Linked DNA regions of Homo sapiens: region 2 is linked to region 1. Evidence: chromatin contacts called from ENCODE Hi-C or POLR2A ChIA-PET data. All regions are on one chromosome and are shown on one strand. Each heading gives the region's core, a stretch centred on a gene start or an enhancer-like site at or near the end of the contact. The rest is flanking DNA. Distances are from core to core; before and after follow the strand shown.

Region 1 (3,520 bases), core at 515-3,014:
TGTCGCCCGGGCTGGAGTGCAGTGGCGTGATCTCAGCTCACTGCAACCTCCACCTCCCAAATTCAAGTGATTCTCCTGCCTCAGCCTCCTGAGTAGCTGGGATTACAGGTGCCCGCCACTACGCCCAGCTAATTTTTTGTATTTTTAGCAGAGACAGGGTTTCATCATGTTGGCCAGGCTGGTCTTGAACTCCTGACCTCGTGATTTGCCTGCCTTGGCCTCCCAAAGTGCAGAGATTACAGGTGTGAGCCACCACACCCGGCCATGACTGCATAATCCTAAAACAACACTCTATTATTGGATGTGTGAGTTGTTTTCAGTTTTCCGCAGTTGCATATAAGTTTTGATGAATACCCTTGTAACAAAATTGTGCCTCTTTTATATTATTTCCTTAGAATAAGTCCCTAAAGTGAAATTACTAAACCAAAGCTAAGAATAAGCAAATTTTGTGTTTGATATAACTCCCAGCAATTATTTTTTAAGTTTAAGTAACAAAATAAAAAATATATCTATATTAATATCTACAGGATAACTTGGCAAATGATTCAATCATAAGTTATCCTATGAGCTTTTCACCCTACTTGCTTCATCATTCCTTCTCCCTCTCTGAACAATTTGAGAAAAGTTACAGATATTGCAAAGCTCTGCCTCTGAATACTTCAGTGATTATTTCCTAAGAATAAGGATATTCTCTTATAAAACCATAGTCAAGTTGTCAAAATCAGGAAATTAAACATTGAATACTTTTATCTGACATTGATTCCATATTAACTCAAATTTAAATTATCCTAATAATGTCCTTTATGATTATTTCTTTTTTTTTTTTCATTCAGAATTCAATCCAAGATCACAGGTTGCATTTTGTTGTCAATCTCTTTAATTTCCTTTTTCATTGAACAGCTCCTCAGCATTTCTTTGGACTTCTTGATCTAGATATTTGTAAAGATTACAACTCTGTTCCAAATTGTCCCACATTTTGTATTTCTCTGATGTTGGTTAATAATTAAAATCAGATTATGTATCTTTGGAGGGAACATATTGGAAGTAATAGTGTGTCCCTCAGAATACTTTATATTGTGAACCCCAGGATATCAATTTATCCTAATGTTTATGATATTAAGATTGATCATTTTGTTAAGATGACATTTATTAGATTTATCCACTATAAATTTACTATTTTGCCCTTTATAATTAATAACTAATTTGTGGGGAGATATTTTTGGACCATGTAAATATACTGTTTCTCATTTAAATTTCACCCACTAGTTTCCATATTGATGTTTTTCCTATTTGATCATTTCTTCTACATTTGTTATTTGGGGTTCTACTGTAAGGAAGAGCTTTTCCTAAAGGTTTATTTATTTTTATCACTATGAACTATCAATATTTGTTCTATCATTGTTTATAAATTAAACAGAAGAGACCTTTCATGCCAGTTCAGGAGAGGGACTAAGCACCTTGAGCATGTTACCTAACCTCTCTGTGCCACCATTTCCTCATCTCTATAGCAACTCTGCCTTACAGGGCTACTATAAGAATTCACTGAATCAATACATATAAAATGCTAAGAACAGCATTTGGCAGATACTGAATGTTCAATAAGTACCATCTGTTATTACTACTTCGAAAGAAGTTCCTCACAACTGGTGGTTACTTGGGAGAAATAAAAAATTTAAATAATTTGTTCAAATCACTTCTAGTTATTTCTAAATTACATCTGGGGTGATTGTATTTCTCCTTACAGAATTACACCAGTTGTGCTTTTACAGTTTTGGTTTCGTTTTTGGTAAGAATTCAGGAACACATTCTTAATGTTTTATCAGAAGTATTCCTGGGCAATAGAAACTAGGGAAACACACAGCTTCCTGCATCTTCCATGGAAGGTGGAAGGTAGTGTGTCCGGAATTGGTGGGTTCTTGGTCTCACTGACTTCAAGAATGAAGCCGCGGACCCTCGCAGTGTTACAGTTCTTAAAGGCGGCGTGTCTGGAGTTTGTTCCTTCTGATGTTTGGATGTGTTCGGAGTTTCTTCCTTCTGGTGGGTTCGTGGTCTCGCTGGCTCAGGAGTGAAGCTGCAGACCTTGGCGGTAAGTGTTGTAGCTCATAAAGGCAGTGTGGACCCAAAGAGCGAGCAGCAGCAAGATTTATTGCAAACAGTGAAAGAACAATGCTTCCACAGCGTGGGAGGGGACCTGAGCGGGTTGCCACTGCGGGCTCCAGCAGCCTGCTTTTATTCTCTTATCTGGCCCCACCCACATCCTGCTGATTGGTCCATTTTACAGAGACCCAAGTGGTCTGTTTTGACAGGGTGCTGACTGGTGGGTTTACAATCCCTGAGCTAGACACAAAGGTTCTCCACGTCCCCACTAGAGTAGCTAGATACAGAGTGTTGATTGGTGCATTCACAAACCGTGAGATAGACACAGGGTGCTGATTGGTGTGTTTACAAACCTTGAGCTAGATACAGAGTGCCAATTGCTGTATTTACAATCCCTTAGCTAGACATAAAGGTTCTCCAAGTCCCCACCAGTCAGGAGTCCAGCTGGCTTCACCCAGTGGATCCCCCACCGGGCCGCAGGTGGAGCTGCCTGCCAGTCCCATGCAGTGCACCCGCATTCCTCAGCACTTGGGTGGTCCATGGGACTGGGCGCCATGGAGCAGGGGGCGGCGCTCTTTGGGGAGGCTCCGGCCGCACGGGAACCCACAGAGGGTGGGGGAGGCTCAGGCATGGCAGGCTGCAGGTCCTGAGCCCTGCCCCGCGGGGAGGCAGCTAAGGCCCGGGGAGAAATCGAGCGCAGCACCCGTGGGCTGGCACTGCTGAGGGACCCAGCACACCCTCCGCAGCCGCTGGCCCGGGTGCTAAGCCCCCTATTGCTCAGGGCAGGCAGGGTTGGCCAGCCACTCTGAGTGCGGGGCTGCCAAGCCCACGCCCACCCGGAACTTGTGCTGGCCAGCAAGCACCACCCGCAGCCCGGGTTCCGCCCGGGCCTCTCCCTCCACACCTCCCCACAAACTGAGGGAGCCAGCTCCGGCCTCGGCCAGCCCAGGAAGGGGCTCCCACAGTGCAGCGGTGGGCTGAAGGGCTTGTCAAGTGCCGCCAAAGTGGGAGCCCAGGCAGAGGAGGCGCTGAGACCGAGCGAGGGCTGTGAGGGCTGCCAGCACCCTGTCACCTCTCAATAGCATCATGAGAAGATGGTATTATAGCTGAAGCATTTCCTTTCAGTGGGACATTTGGTTTCCTTGGCATCTGTATAGTTGCGGAAGACAAGGAAGCATATTCAGGTCTTTCTCCAGCTTGCTGTCATCAGGTGCCCGTAAAGAAGACTCAGAGCCACCTCTGAGGGGCTGCTGATTCTGTTTTAGAGGCTATAGTGCAGGAGTGGGGAAGAGGTAGCACAGTGTTTTATGCATGTCTGAAGAAATCCCACAGAGCTGGAGGGACTTGATAATCAGGGATGTGAACAAAGATTTACCAATGAAGATATTAATTAAAATGGCATTTTTAAGAGCAAATACTTAGG
Region 2 (3,520 bases), core at 524-3,023, 270 kb after region 1:
CTAATCTACGACAGTATCAGAAGGGATAAAGCTTACACATATTTAAGAGAAAAAGATAAATAGGCCTTGCATAAAAGACATGCTCAAAAAGTCTCTATTTCAAACAAAAAAATTCATGGACCAACAATACAGTGCTGGCTGTTGAATACCCCTCTGACTTCAATCACTTTCAGATTCACCTCATCTTCAGGAGAAGCAAAGAAATGTAAATGTTTATTGGTGTTTTATTAATAATTGTTTCACTAATCTAGTTGACAAAGGATGGTTCCTACAATTCCACTTTTATTACAAACCTCATGCACAATAAATCCCCAGTGTTTCCTACAGGAGGGTTCTAGCCTTTACTGAGTTCACCAAGCCCGTGAGCTAGATATTATTGTTGCCCCGTCACAGATTAAAAATCTGAAGATCAGAGAGGTTTGGTAACTTGGGCAAGGTCACACAGTGACTATGTGACAAAACTACAATTAGGAGTCAAATTCATGTGACCTCAAATGGTAAAACTTTCCACCACAAGATATTACTGTAGTATGGTAAAAGACATTGATTCTCAACACCATCTTGATATCAAAATTACTACGGGATTTTTTTTTTTTAAGCAGAAATGTTTAGGTCCCATCTCAGATTTCCCAAGTCAGGATTTCCTGGGGAAGAACAGTGGCAACAACGCTTTTCAAAACATCCCTGAAAAGTTCTAATGTGTAGGCTGAGTTGGGGAGCCTACTTCGTGGAGGTAAGAACGAAGTTCTGCCTACATTGGAAAGTTAAATGAAATGAAGGAATCCACACTCCTCCTCATCAGTTGGGAGGGTGATGGATCATACTTCCATCCAGTCCTTATATTCGTCCATATAAAAAGACCCTACAGTATTAGAAACAATGAGCTACAGCAGAGTGGGCAGAATTAAATCTCATACCTTTCATTCCTTGTAACCTGAGAAGTAAATATGGTGCATAGTGCTCCAATATCTCCCAACTCAAATCTGAATTGATAGATGGGAAAGGAAGTCAGAGTTTCAAGGAGAAGTACAGAAAAGAAATAGATTCTTTCTTGGGCCTTTCCAGAAGATGCTACAATAATTTTATTGTAATTCTCTGATTAATTTCCTCTACATCAAGGATCTCAACTAAAAACTATAAATTGATAGTCAAGATTTTTCCCTTCCCTCTACCCAGCTTCCTCTGACTAACTCCTGCTCATTCTCAACAAATCAATTTAAAGGCAGCCTTACCTGACTCTCACACTCTTCTATAAGTCCTCTCTTATGTTCTCCCACAGTGTCCTGTGTCTACCACTATTACAGCCTTAAGTGCTAGGTAGTGCAATCATTGCATGTATTATCTGTCTCTGTCTAGACTTTAAGGTTCCCGAGGGCAAAGAGTTTCTTAGTTCACTTTATATCTGTAAAATCTAACACAGAGCCTACCACAGAATATGTGCTCAGTAAATACTTCTGAAATGAATGAATATATGAAGAAAGGAAGAAATGAAAAAAGAAAGAGGTGGTGAGAAGGGAAGGAGAGAAAGGAAGAAGGAAGGAAATTGGCAATGTCCTTTGGAGATTACTGTCAATACAACTTCTCTCCAACCTCAATGGCTGAAAGATAAATAGTGTGATATGAAATAACTATTTCAATGGTAAAAATAAAGAAGAAATGGGCAGATATATTATCTCAGATCAAGATGATTGTAACAAAGTTGAAATTTCCTATAAGGTTTCTTCTATTACTGCATATGAATTACCTTCTATTCCACCTAAATAGCCTATTTACAGACACGGATGGGTAAGAAAGGGCAACGATGCCCCCCAGAGGCTAAAGGCAGGAGCTTGGAAAGCAGCCATCATTTATTTACTATTGGCAGAGAGCTCAAGGATATCTATGGAGGGGGTGACTAAAATAAAGGGCAGTTTCCTGCATAAAATGGTAATTTGAAGGCTGAGGGCAGAGGGTAAAAAACAAAGTGGTGTACCAGAGGCTATTTTTTTTCACATTATTATTTGCTTCTGGGGCACAAAATGCAGTTTAGTAACATAAAAATATAGTCTCAGTGATTTGCAAGTGAGTAGCACCACCAGAGATATTACAGAAATCTGAATTAAATTAAATTAAAATATTCCTCATAGGTTACATTAACACCTGTAGTATTTAATCCCAATATTGGAAATCCAGTAGATGTATTGGATAAATCCCAAATCTACATCTACAAAATTATTTACTCCTCATAGATGAGGACTGGGTTTTCTATTGCTGAATCCTCATTGGCTTCTGAGGACCTGGCACTGAGTAGATGATAAACAAGTGTGTACTGAACAAATGCATGCATGTGCCCATATGTTTTAAGATGATTATATGCATTTGCTTGGCTGACAGTTAAAATGCTTCAGCTGACTAATGTGCTTCCATGACTTCTTGATTGGGCCACTATATGCTGAGCCTTCTGTTCTAAGCATTAATGTTTATTGTGCTTTCTTATTAGGAAATTAAAACAGCAAAACAGTATTAACAATAATTAGCCTTGGAAATAAGAGTAAGCCCACACACAATATAGTGCTTACTAACAGCCCATAATAACGACAGGACTCATCAAAAATAACTACCCCATTAAGTTGAAAGTATAATTGTCAAAAGAAACACTATCTCTTCATTGGCCAGGCATTAGTGAGCCAATGGATTTCAGGGGTAGCATTCACATTTAGAGGCTATTCCAATGTTTCACTGCCTCAAATCTCCTCTGACCCAACCTTCACTCCCTTCAGCTCAGCACATGCCCTTAACATTTACTTCACTAAAAAAAAGCAGGCCATTGAGAATTTCACCTCCTCACTGTGTCCTAAAAATGCCCTGAGTCTGATTCTTTTCTTTCCCTTGCCGACTCTGTCTCAGAAGAAAGTGGGCTCTCCTCACCTTTCGGCGCTGCAGATCGCATTCTCCTACAACCTCCTACCAAGAAACTAAAGCTCTCACACAGCTCCATCCCTGTAACTAATTCCAGCTCTTCCTCTGGCTCTATTGGTTTATTCCCCAACACCACCTATGATTGTTCCCCAACACCACCTATGATTGTTCCAACACCGCCTATGATTGTTCCATCTTTAAAGTTTCTTCCTTGACCCCTTTTCCTTATCCAGTTCTCTCCTCTCTTTCTCAAACTTTCCAGAAGAGAGGCTAATGCAAAAGTATCCTCTTCCACCCTTCCCAGTCGCTCCTTAGTTCACTACATCTGTGTCTTGTACCCAACATTTTATCAGAACTACAATGATAAACTATAATAAGAATTATTGCCAAGGATTTCCAGATCAGTGGTCCAGTGGACTGGTTGTTATGCATTTATCTTTCTGGACTCCACCCTCCACATCCACCACCATTCCCTCTCTTCCTCCTAGCAGTACAACACTCAAAAAAGGTGCATCACACAATCTCCCTTCATTATTCTACTTGGAGCTCCTGGACAAAGTGACTCCACCTTGTATATTGAACACATTTCTGGTTTTGTATTTTTCAAATTATATTCTAATGA

The links. Hi-C counts contacts between places; a loop is a spot of excess contacts on that map. ChIA-PET counts read pairs that join two places held with the same protein, here RNA polymerase II (POLR2A). Pooled maps may share reads with other maps.
Region 2: a loop to region 1 is called in a map of CD14-positive monocyte, with 5 times the contacts of the local background. The contact joins two enhancer-like sites. A Hi-C loop is called at or near these places in 6 of 168 maps with a recorded cell type or tissue (CD14-positive monocyte, Calu3, GM23248 and 3 more) and 7 of 50 pooled maps. POLR2A ChIA-PET finds 5 or more read pairs at or near these places in 2 of 52 experiments (A673 and BJ).

What each region holds. Positions count from the first base shown.
Region 1 is chr4:74,396,452-74,399,971 of GRCh38, forward strand. No RefSeq gene overlaps it. Among named protein-coding and RNA genes, the nearest start is that of EREG, 33 kb to the left of the region's middle. Within about 2 kb of position 1,765, at least 7 of the 41 ENCODE cell types and tissues checked have a DNase peak (open chromatin) inside an H3K27ac peak, as active enhancers do.
Region 2 is chr4:74,669,483-74,673,002 of GRCh38, forward strand. No RefSeq gene overlaps it. Among named protein-coding and RNA genes, the nearest start is that of BTC, 120 kb to the right of the region's middle. Within about 2 kb of position 1,774, at least 2 of the 41 ENCODE cell types and tissues checked have a DNase peak (open chromatin) inside an H3K27ac peak, as active enhancers do.